4 separate regions of the Homo sapiens genome follow, and all the other regions are linked to region 1. The links are chromatin contacts, found by Hi-C or POLR2A ChIA-PET in ENCODE. All regions are on one chromosome and are shown on one strand. Each heading gives the region's core, a stretch centred on a gene start or an enhancer-like site at or near the end of the contact. The rest is flanking DNA. Distances are from core to core; before and after follow the strand shown.

Region 1 (2,861 bases), core at 230-2,729:
GGAGTGGGCTCCAGGGACCACTGAACCTGGGGACCGAGGAAGGGGCAGGGTTTGCCGAAAAGTGAGAGCTGCCCTGGCCTTGCCCAGCTGCGCAAGAGGGAGGCTCCAAGCTCTATCTGAGCAGTAGCAAGGAAAGGGCTGGACTGAGCCAATGGGGGTCAGCCTTCTGGCTTTGTTTCACTGTGCAGTTGTTGAGTGCCTAATGTACACCAGCAACAATTCAGGCCCTTGGGGTGCAGCAATAGGAGATGCTCCTGGAGCCAAGAGGATACCGACGGATCCCCTCCAGGCCAAGTAGTACCTGCAGCTAGGTCCATTCAACTAAACCAGATGAGTGTCATCTAGGTCTGTTTGTCCCTAGGGCATAGCAGATGCTCAATAAATACTTGCTTAATGAATAAAAGTCTCCTAATAAAAATAGTAGTAGGAGCCAACATCATTATTGAGTGCTTCTCTGTATCAGGCATTGTTCTAAACTTCACATGAACTCAATCTTCTTAACAGCTTTCATGATGAAGGCCGTAGGATCCCAACTTTACCAGTGAGAAAACAGAGGCATGGAAAGCTAGAGGAATTCAGCAAAGGTTATGTAGGAACTATCTTAAGGAGTGTGGGAGTGAATTCCAAACCTAGCGTGCTTTATCCCGGGCTTGGGTCTGCCCTCGAACCACAGGAGGTAGAAAAAAGGGCACACAGTCTTCATTTTCCGAGGATGTCATAGCAGGTGCTGCAGGCTGGGTGGCTGAACCCTCAGAAATGAATTTCCTCGCAGTCCTGGAGGCAGCAAGGCAGAGACTAAGGTGTTGGCAGGTTTGGTTTCTCCTGAGGCATCTCTCCTCGGATGGTAGATAGCTGTCTCCTCCCTCTTCCCTAAGGATGTGTGTGTAAGCCTGTGTCCCAATCTCCTCTTGTTATAAGGACACCAGTCATTGGATTAAGGCCCACCGTAATGCCTCATTTTACCTTAATTTCCTGGTAAAGGCCCTATCTCCAAAGAAGGTCACATCCTGAGATTCTGGTTAGGACTTCAGTCTTGGAATTTTGGGTAACACAATTCAGCTGGTGACATTGACACAGCCTGGGGCTGCCCAGTTTTCCCAGAAGGGGCAGCAGGAATGGGTCAAAAACCCATCACTCATCAAGAAAAACCAGTTCATGTGTTGAGGAACCGTCTTGTCTGCCGTCCTTCAGAATGAGTGCGCAGTTGTTTTGCTGTTTTCTTGGGAACCAGCTGTGGAACACTGCGCTTCCCTTTCCTTTCTTTTCAAGAACCTTGGTGCCCACCTGGCCTCCTGGAGGACACCTTTGTGCAGAGGCTGCCAGAGATGGAACATAGAGATGGGGGAGGGGAGCAGGTGATGCTGGCCCCTGTTGAAAGAAAGTGGGCAAGAGCAGGGGTAGTTATTTCTCCTCTTACAGAAAGGGCTTGCTGAGTTAGGCTTCATGTGGCATTGTGTTCTTTTGAACGTCACTTAAGGCATACATGAAGCGTGTGCACATGACACAGCCCAGTGGAGCCAGGGAGTGACTCAGCCTGCTGCCCAACACCCACTGCAAGTTGTTCCTGTGGCTGCCTCTAGCTGTTCCCCAATCTGAAATTTGTTTTTCGTTTTCCTTCACTTAAAAAAACTTGTTGGCCGGGCTCGGTGGCTCACACCTGTCATCTCAGCACTTTGAAAGGCCAACGAGGGAGGACTGCTTGAGCCCAGGAGTTTGAGACCAGCCTGGGCAACATAGAGAGACCCTGTCTCTACTAAAAGATAAAAATAAAACAATTAGCCGGCCACGGTGGTGCATGCCTGTGGTCTCAGCTACTGGGGAAGCTGAGGTGGGAGGACGGCTCAAGTCCGGGAGGTTGCGATTACAGTGAGCCATGATCTCGCCACTGTACTCCAGCCTGGGCAACAAAGTGAGATCTTTTCTCAAAAAAAAAAAAAAGTTGTAACATGCGTGTATCCCCAAACAATAAATTGCTTAGTCAGGCTTATGTGGGACTTTCTAGAAATGCTATCACACTTTGTGTTGACTTCTGAGCCTTGCTTTTTTCCCTTCAAGTTTATGTTCCTTTCCCAAGGCTCTCCCAGGCCCAAGGGTCTCTCACGCTCTGTAAAACCTGTGCTCAAAGCTTCTCCCCTGAGGCTGTGGGCAGAGACTGGGTGATACTGAAGTAATACAAGTTCTCAGGAAAGATCCTTTTTTTTTTTTTTTTTTTTTTTTTACACCAGGCCAGGCCCAGATTGGGTATTTTTAATATGTAAAAACAAGACTGGGTGTGGTGGCTCACACCTGTAATCCCAGCACTTTGGGAGGCCGAGGCAGGTGGATTGCCTGAGGTCAGGAGTTTGAGACCAGCCTGGCCAACATGGTGAAACCCCGTCCCTACTAAAAATACAAAAAAATTAGCCAGGTGTGGTGGTTCATGCCTGTAATCCCAGCTACTCGGGAGGCACAAGGCAGGGGAAAATGCTTAAACCCAGGAGGTGGAGGTTGCAGTGAGCTGAGATCGCGCTACTGCACTCCACCTTGGGTGACAGAGTGAGACTCTACCTCAAAAAAAAAAAAAAAAAAAACCAAAAAACAAAACAAACAAAAAAACAAATATGTAAAAACAGGGAGGGCCCCAGTGTGCTTGTTAACATGCATATGAGAGCGCCAGTTTGCAAAGCAGGTACAGCCCAGGCGGGCACTGAGCAGGATTCACAGCTGGGTCCAGACGCCTTCGCTCCCCACAGATGACACCTGCAGCGAGACTCTGCTGACCTTGAACTTCAAGCTCTGTGCTTCCACTTTTGACATTCATTTGTTTCTTAGCCTAAACTTGACACTTCCTTTTAGCAATATGCAAATTCAAGGCTGTCACA
Region 2 (2,861 bases), core at 256-2,755, 2.8 Mb after region 1:
AGCTTTAAAGACACTGTAATTTATTTAAAGCTGTAAAGCTAAATAAGCTAGAGTCAAAACTAGATCTGACCTCTTCTGTCAAGCAGTTCATCCTTTTTTTCACTATACCATTTTGATGTTAAACTCATTTATACAATACTAGAAATGAGAAACTGAAAGAAAGGTGACTCAGAAAACACTTGACACAAACTTTCACAATTAATATTATCATTCTCTTCCTCTCCATGGCTTCATTCCCCTTTATCATCTGTTATCCTGAAATTTCTACCATACCTCAGAGTTCTAGTCACTGTTCTCAGAATAAACCCCCTTCTCTTTTCCATCTTCACCTTTCCTTCAATATTCATCTTCCAAGTCTTACTTCTTCCTTTCAATTCAATCATTTAAATGGCAAATAAGGATAACCAAAAACTGGCCATCACCGATCAGTGACACAACCATTGTCTTGTTTACCATTTCCAAGTCAATTTAACCTTTATGGCCTTTCCTAGATCTAAAAAGTATGATTAATTAGCACTGTCATATGAACTGCATTTCAATCTTCTTTATTTTGCCAATGTTCTGATTATTTTAATAATGTCATTATCTGTCTTCCTAGACAGTTGGCTTCTGCAGGGAGGAATTGTTTTCCATTCCATTCACATTGTCTTAGTACCTAGAATACAGTGTCCTTTGGAATAATAGCTACTAAAATACTGACGGAGTGCCTACTCAGTACCAAGCACTGTGCAAGCCTTTCATAGGATTCTGTTCTTGATGCAAAACGGGAGTTAAGAGCACAGGGTCTGGAGCCAGGCTGCCTGCTTTCAAATCCTGGCTCTATCATCTGCCAGCAGTGACTGCAGGAAAATCTCTTAATGTCTTTCTGCCGGTTTTCACCTATAAAAGAAGCGCAGCAACATCACTGAGCTGACAAGGTATTTTAATTCTGCAAAGCACTAGACAGAGGACTCAGCACTTAGAAAATACTCTATAAAATACTGCTTCTTCTGATTCCTCACGATGACCCCTGAAAGGTATGAGCCCTTCTTTCTCATCACAGAGATTAAGAGCTTGCCTGGGTCACAGGGGAACTGACTGACCCCCGCTGTGGGCGCCCAGAGCCCCGCTGGGCCCAGTAAATGCCTGCGGTAAGCGGCCCCGCCCCCGGACAGGCTCTGCCAAAGGAAGCCGCCCGCAGACCTGGCCCCGAGCCTGCCGTCCACGCCGGGCCCCAGCTTCCTAATCCTGGATGAGTCTGGTTCTGGGCTAGCGGGTCAGCCACCCTCCCGCTAAGACAGAAGCAAAAGGGCACAGCCACTGCCTGGCTCCCGCCTCCCACGGCCTCCCGCGAAGTCACCGCCCCGCGACCCCCAGCATTCCAGAGGCACACGCCCGCCTCTCCCCTACGCCCCAACCCTGATGCTCCACAGGGGTCAGCAGCGCCCCTGCCCCGCCTCCCGTCACCGCATCCTACCTGCGGCTGGTGTGGGACGCTGGCAGCCTCCGAAAAGCGCGGGGACTGACGTGCGCCTGCGCGCTGCTGTCGCCCTCGGACTCGCGCCGTACGTGCGTGCGTGAGTGCGTGAGTGCGTGCGTGCGTGCGTTCGGCGCGCGGGGCGTGGGCGCGGCACCTGGGCCCGGGCACCGCCACCTAGGCCCTAGCTCCGACCAGTGGTGTTCTATAAACGCTTATTACATCATTGTGCATAGGCTTCATTTTTAAAAGTACTCCCAAATAAATACAAGGAGGCGATGGAAATTGAATGAAGATTCGAAGGATTCCCATAGAGCGTGGCTCACTTCCCCTCACCGGGACAGCGAGCGGCGGCTCACCTGGGAGAGCAAAGCGTGGCTCTCCTGCGCCCACCCGGGAGAGCAAACAATGGCTCACCTGCGCCCACCCGGGAGAGCAAGCGTGGCTCACCTGCGCCCACTCGGGAAAGCCAGCCGCCATCCTGTGCTGCAGGCAGGGAGCGGGCGGCGGGAGAGGAGCGGATCCACTTAGGTCAGCGGTTAAAACGTCGTTACAAGAGGCCACCCCGGCATCGCGGGGCCTGTGGCTGCGCCCCCTCTTGAATTCAGGCCTAGCACATCACCTCCGCCCCTCGCACCCTGCAGTCTGCGCTCCATACAGCACGTGAGCGGGTGCTCAGCAATGTTCCCTGGCTGAAAGAACCGCATAGAGTAGCATGCAAAAATGACATGCATGTTTAAGATAAAATAAGGGAGAGGACACCTGTTCTGACTGAGTCTGGCAACTCAGATCTCCCCGCAGCCAACATCTACATTCCTTTGGACAGCTGTCTGCTGTGTAGGGACACCTCCCTGGAACTTTGAAAAGCACCCCATCATTACCTTCCACTTTGTTCTGGAGCAAGGTTTCAAAAGAAGAGTGCCGTATTTTGATTAATTTAGTGAATTGGATTTTCAGACACAAGTAAGAGCATCCACTCAGTGGCCTCTGCAGTAAATAATGATATCAGATCACATAACAAGAAGACTGGAGGTTGGCGGGAAATCTGGACCTGGTGACTCAAAGAAGTCATGAAGGACCATCTCTCCATTCTGCCACCTTCTCGCCTGTGGATTTTCCTCCCCAGGCTTGTCACTTCATTGTCGAGAGATGCCCTCACAATCCAAGCCAGGCAGCCTCACATGACCAGATCTAAAACACAAAGAGGGAGCCAAACTGAGAAAGGACCTTTTCCCTCTGAACACTTCTCTCTTGGAAAAAGAAAATGTTTCCCAGAAAGCCTCATAGCCTTCCTCTTATATCTCCTTGACTAACTGGGACCCGGATCCCTGGATATCCTTTCCTGAGAAAGAGAGGGTCTGGGGCAGGGGATAGAGAAAATGACTAGCAACTAGCAGCACATGAT
Region 3 (2,861 bases), core at 253-2,752, 2.6 Mb before region 1:
AGCAACACAAGGCCCCATTTTAAACAGGCCTTGCACTTCCACTTCACCTTACAGGGCTTGTTATCTGGGTCTCCTCCTCCCCCTATAAGACCCTTTAAAATACATCTCATCCTTCCAAGGCCAAACTCAATGTTGCCATCTCCAGCAATGTGTTACATATAGCCTTGATGTTGCTTTTAACAATTCTATCGGCCAGGCGCAGTGGCTCACGCCTGTAATCCCAGTACTTTGGGAGGCTGAGGCGGGCAGATCACGAGGTCAGGAGATCGAGACCATCCTGGCTAACACGGTGAAACACCGTCTCTACTAAAAATACAAAAAAATTAGCCGGGCGTGGTGGCGGGCACCTGTAGTCCCAGCTACTAGGGAGGGTGAGGCAGAGCTTGAAGTGAGCCGAGATCGCGCCACTGCACTCCAGCCTGGGTGGCAGAGCGAGACTCTGTCACAAAAAAAAAAAAAAAGAAAAAAAATTCTATCAGCTAGTCTAGCTCCCTACGGTGATTACATGATCCAGGGAAGACATGCGACAAGGGCAAGATAAAACGTTCACCTAGGCCTCATTTCTGCCAAAGCAGAATGTACGTTTGATCTTTCTCCACTTCCTGGAACTTGGTATATGGCCAGCACATTTTCTTTTTATATGAGGGGATTAAAGCAGCTGTAAAAAGCTTAGTCTAACTCCACTTAAAGAAAAAAAAAAAGAGAGAGAGATCAGAGAGTCGGAGTATTTGCCCAAACGCAACATCTACCACTTCCTGAGCCTAAGCACAGTGTAGAAATCTTTCCGACTTATTTTTTTGAGACGGAGTCTCGCTCTGTCGCCCAGACTGGAGTGCAATGCTGCGATCTCGAGTCACTGCAACCTCAGCCTCCCGGATTCAAGCGATTCTCCTGCCTCAGCCTCCCAAATAGCTGGGACTACAGGCCCGCGCCACCACACCTGGCTAATTTTTGTATTTTTAGTAGAGACAGGGTTTCACCATGACCTCAAGTGATCCACCCGTCTCGGCCTCCCAAAGTGCTGGGATTACCGGAGTGAGCCACCGCGCCCGGCCGCCTTTCCAATTTTTTAAGAGCCCTAAGAGCAGTTTAGCCGAGTAAACGGAAGCCCAGGAGCCAGACTTGAGTTTAGGCAAACAGCAATCCAAAACTTTAGTTCTAAAATGCAGAGAGAAAACAACTTGCACTAAGTCACGAAAACTGGCTCGCTGGGGTCATGGACGGTCAACAGGGGCGGCGTCTTCCAGGCCTGGCCGCGCGGGCTAGAGAGGAAGCGTGCGCACTGGCAAGCCAGCACGGAACGAGCAGACGGCCAGGCCCACGGCATCCCACCGCGTCCCAGCCTGCTCCCCAGTTCCACCGCATCCCAGGACCTTCCCAGCCACGCCTGTGTTGTGCACTCGAAACCCACGATCAGCCGCCCCTTCTCCCCGTGCCACAAGACCTACGCAGCGAGCACCACCGCTGACCTCCATCCGCCGCCCTAACTGTCCCCGGAACCATGAGGTGCGCGGCGCGCTTCCCTACGTCACTCGGAGCGCCGGCGGAAACGAGACGAGCCTCGCCCCGCACGTCCGGAAGCCACGCCTCCAGCTTCCGGCCACACCTTTCGGCGGGTGACATCTTTGCTGAGGGCTCAAGCGGAGCGATAGGTCATGGGAAACTTAGAAAAGATAAAGAACCTAGGAAGAAAGGCTTCGGTTGCCCCCCGACCAGTACGCCATCCTCATACGGAGTGCGGGAGACGACCCTTTGTTGTCGGTGCTGTCACCCTATCCCTCCCTGCTTGCGTAGGCGTAGGAGAGTTCCTAGGGCGGTGGAAGACTGGGCTGGTGGAGTGGGATAGGCGACGTTGAGGCCTGTGGGGGCTGGGAGGACGAGTGAGTGGAGACTGGGGAACTCCAGAGCGCCCACTTGCAGCTGGATTTTTATGTGCAATTTTCCTGATTTTTAAATAGTGGTGTTTAATTACAAAGTAAAGTGCAGGATAGCCCAAACGAAATGTATCTGAGGTCTATATATGGACTTGATTAATTTTTACTTCCTGCACAGCCTTTTATTTTCTGTGGAGTTAATAATTACTTGGCTACGCACGGTGGCTCACGCCTGTAATCCCAGGCCTCGGTGGGCGGATCACTTGAGTTCAGGAGTTCGAGACCAGCTTGGCCAACATGGCGAAACCCCGTCTCTACTAAAAATACAAAAAAATTAGCCGGGCGTGGTAGGGCGCACCTGTAGTCCCAGCTACTAGGGAGGCTGAGGCATGAGAATCGCTTGAATCCGGGAGGTGGAGGTTGCAGTGAGCAGCGATCTTGCCACTGCACTCAGCCTGGTTGACAGAGCAAGACTCTGTCGCAAAAAACAAAACAAAAAACATAAAAATAAATAATTACGTTTGTTTGTGTTTGTAAACTAAAAATAAAATTGTAAGCCCCCCAAGCACTGAACGGACCTCCTCTTAGCCAAGGAGACCCCAGAGAAACCTTAAAAACTGAGTTCCCAGCCATTCTGGAAAGGGAGGTTGAACACCCCTTGTTAAAGTAGAGATCATAAGACTAACAGACTTTGTGGTAGTAAGATACCAAATTATAAACAAGACCTAAGGCCGTGCAAGGCAAGGGTTAAGTCAAGCTTGCAGACCATCAATCTTGCTGAAGAGGTCTTTTTTGACCCAGTGTATTGTGGCTGATTCTGGCATACTATCTTAAACATTCTTTTCTGCTGACTCCAAATTTTACACAGAGCCTCACTCTTTTAACCAGTTGCAAATTAAAAAATCTCTTGGTCAAGCTGGCTGAGGTGGGAGGATCACTTGAGGCCAAGAGTTCAAGACTAGCCTGGGCAACATAGGGAGACCCTAT
Region 4 (2,861 bases), core at 114-2,613, 2.1 Mb after region 1:
AAAAAAAGGAAAAATGAGAGTGAGAACTGAAACAGCAGAAGGGCTCAAATCATCCTGTACATAGAAATCCTCCATCCAGGCCAGGCGCGGTGGCTCACCAGCATTTTGGGAGACCGAGGCAGGAGGATCACGAGGTCCGGAGATCGAGACCATCATGTCCAACATGGTGAAACCCCGTCTCACTAAAAATACAAAAACAAAATTAGCTGGGGGTGATGGCGGACGACTGTAGTCCCAGCTACTCAGGAGGCTGAGGCGGCAGAAAGGCATGAACCCGGGAATCGAGCTTGCAGTAAGTGGAGATCGCGCCACTGCGCTCCAGGCTAGGCCACAGAGCGAGACTCCGTCTGAAAAAAAAAAAAAAGAGAGAGAGAGAGAGAAAGAAATCCTCCATCCAGCCCTGTTGGTTGTGTATGTGTTGGAGGGGGTGGAGGGGCAGCCTTCTCAGGCTTTCAAGGAGGGCTCCCTAGCACCTCAGCTAAGATTTGTTTGTCTATACTATTAAAAGATAGACATAACTGTGTCCCAAACCAGCCTCCCCAGTTCCCACCAGCCAGAGCGCCTGACCTTGCAGGGAAGCTTATCTGTTTACCGTCCGAGCACTTTCAGGGATTCTAAAATGCCGTGAGTGGGAACCACTGCCATGGGCCATTTCCATGAAAATTCAATTTCGGGGATTAATTTGAACAGGTACTATTGACGTTTTCTCGTTTACACAAGATCAAAGAGTAAAAACAACCGGGCCTCTGCTTAACAGTTGAGGATTCTAGCAAAGTTAGGAAACAGGTTTCTATTTGTAGTAGAAGAGAGAGCAGGCAGAAAGAGGAAGATGGGAGCGGGGAGAGATTGGCAGAGATTCAGAAAGTTCGCGCTTGAGATTTTTACGTTTCTTACTCGTAAACGTCTATTTCTCTGGGTTTCTGAATGCAAAGACGAGAAAGTCTCAACAGTCTGCTAAACTAACACGGCCTTCGAATCCCAATCTGAACACAGTAGCTGAAACAAGCTGTCCACAAAGAGGAAAGCCAGAGGGGGCCAATTAGGAAGGAAGAAATTAAAGAAAAGAGAAAAGCCAAGATGAAAGGTCCAGCGCAAAGTGAATGACTCGACTGGAGAATGGCAGCCCTGGCAGGGTCTGCGGCCGGCTGCGGAGGTGGGGACGCGGCCGCGCGGACGAGTGACAGGTTGGTCCGGCGCAGCAAAGGGAGCGGGTGCGGCGGTAGGGCCTCTCCGGGGGCAGCGCGAGGGCCTCCCCCGGGGCAGCGCGGGCCAAGGCGGGGCCTCCAGAGCGGGGGCAGCAGAGGAGGGAGCGGAACGGGAGCCGGGCGGAGGCGGCTGCGGCAGGGGGAGGCGGGAGGCGGGCGCGCTAGCTCCCATGCTGGCCTCGGTGCCACTCGCGCGCCGGCCGCGCTCCGGGCTTCTCTTTTCCCTCCGACGCGCCACGGCTGCCCAGACATTCCGGCTGCCGGGTCTGGAGAGCTCCCCGAACCCCTCCGCGGAGAGGAGCGAGGCGGCGCCAGGGTGGCCCCCGGGGCGCGCTTGGTCTCGGAGAAGCGGGGACGAGGCCGGAGGATGAGCGACTGAGGGCGACGCGGGCACTGACGCGAGTTGGGGCCGCGACTACCGGCAGCTGACAGCGCGATGAGCGACTCCCCAGAGACGCCCTAGCCCGGTGTGCGCGCCAGGCGGAGCGCGCAGGTGGGGCTGGGCTGTTAGTGGTCCGCCCCACGCGGGTCGCCGGCCGGCCCAGGATGGGCGCTGGCAACCCGGGCCCGCGCCCGCCGCTGCTACCCCTGCGCCCGCTGCGAGCCCGGCGTCCGGCCCGCGCCCTGCGCTCATGTATGTAGGTTTGGCGCCGGTCTTCAGGGCTGAGGGTGCATGCTGGGTGTCCCCGCGCGGCCGGACGCGCTCCAGCTGGGTTCAGCCGCTCAGCTGCTCCGGAGGAACCCCCTCCCCCGCCCAAGTTTGTGAATATGGGCGCTTCGCCCAGTGTTGAGGTCGGCAGGGACCGGGCAGGGGGTCAGCAGGGCCGGGCACGTCCGGAGCCCTCAGGGAGGAGGGCTGAGGGGGAGGGGACAGACGCACCGGAGTGCGCAGAGTGGGGGCGTTCGGGGAGTGAGGCGGAGAGAGGCTGGATTGCCGGTGTCCTGCGGCGTCTCGGGCTCTCCCAGCCCCTTTGGGCGGCAGAAACTTTGGAATCCAGAAAGGCTGGCCGGGATCCAGCGAGTAGGAGGGTCTCGCGCCCACTCTGCGCCCTGGGGCCCCAGCCTCCCGCACTGCACACCTTGGTGCTGCCCGGGCGCTTCTGCTCCGCAGCCAGGACACTACAAGACTGAGCGCTGCGGCCGGCGACCTGGCTCCCAAGGCTCGGAGGGGCGGGCCGGCAGAGGAGCTGAAGCCCCGGGAATCCCCGACCCGGCCCTCTGGCAAGGGGCCGAGGGCATCCTTTCATGCAGCGGGGCTTAGAGAGCGGGGAGGGGGCGTCTGCTCCCGAGACGGGAGTCTTTTAAGAAGTTGTTAGAAATGAATCGTGGAGTCCTAGGAGAAGCTTTGTTTAACCTCCCCGCATTTTCCCAGCACAACCCCCTAAAGCAAATGAGGAAGAGTTTCCCTCTTATCTTCCTGTACATTCGTCCGTCTCTAACTCCACTGCTGAATTCTCCATTTAATAACCTTCGGGAAATGTGGCCAGGACCTAGGGAGGGACACCCTGGGTGCCTGAATTACGTGGTTCAAGGCAGAGCTTTGCAGGGGGGCGCGGGCCTGGCTCGCTGCGTTCCCTGGGCTCCGCAAGCCGCCCTTGGCCATCTCCAACACTAATCACGACTACATCAGAAACACGCCGGCCGGTGTCGTTCTTG

Evidence for each region. A loop is a pair of places that touch in the nucleus more often than their neighbours do. ChIA-PET counts read pairs that join two places held with the same protein, here RNA polymerase II (POLR2A). Pooled maps may share reads with other maps.
Region 2: a loop to region 1 is called in a map with no recorded cell type, with 9 times the contacts of the local background. The contact joins the promoter of FIGNL1 here to the enhancer-like site in region 1. A Hi-C loop is called at or near these places in 1 of 37 single-sample maps with no recorded cell type and 2 of 50 pooled maps. POLR2A ChIA-PET finds 5 or more read pairs at or near these places in 1 of 52 experiments (HEK293T).
Region 3: a loop to region 1 is called in a pooled map, with 8 times the contacts of the local background. The contact joins the promoter of TBRG4 here to the enhancer-like site in region 1. A Hi-C loop is called at or near these places in 2 of 50 pooled maps.
Region 4: a loop to region 1 is called in a pooled map, with 5 times the contacts of the local background. The contact joins the promoter of VWC2 here to the enhancer-like site in region 1. A Hi-C loop is called at or near these places in 2 of 37 single-sample maps with no recorded cell type and 2 of 50 pooled maps.

What each region holds. Positions count from the first base shown.
Region 1 is chr7:47,668,157-47,671,017 of GRCh38, forward strand. No RefSeq gene overlaps it. Among named protein-coding and RNA genes, the nearest start is that of LINC02902, 14 kb to the left of the region's middle. Within about 2 kb of position 1,480, at least 19 of the 41 ENCODE cell types and tissues checked have a DNase peak (open chromatin) inside an H3K27ac peak, as active enhancers do.
Region 2 is chr7:50,448,845-50,451,705 of GRCh38, forward strand. FIGNL1 (fidgetin like 1) reads right to left here and starts at 1,506. Exons shown (of 4, transcript NM_001287492.4): 1 at 1,457-1,506; 2 at 274-879. RefSeq lists silencers at 1,027-1,321, 1,463-1,652.
Region 3 is chr7:45,110,195-45,113,055 of GRCh38, forward strand. TBRG4 (transforming growth factor beta regulator 4) reads right to left here and starts at 1,503. Exons shown (of 11, transcript NM_004749.4): 1 at 1,449-1,503. RefSeq lists enhancers at 1,202-1,911, 1,275-2,030.
Region 4 is chr7:49,772,275-49,775,135 of GRCh38, forward strand. It overlaps VWC2 (von Willebrand factor C domain containing 2), which reads left to right and starts at 1,364. Exons shown (of 4, transcript NM_198570.5): 1 at 1,364-1,839.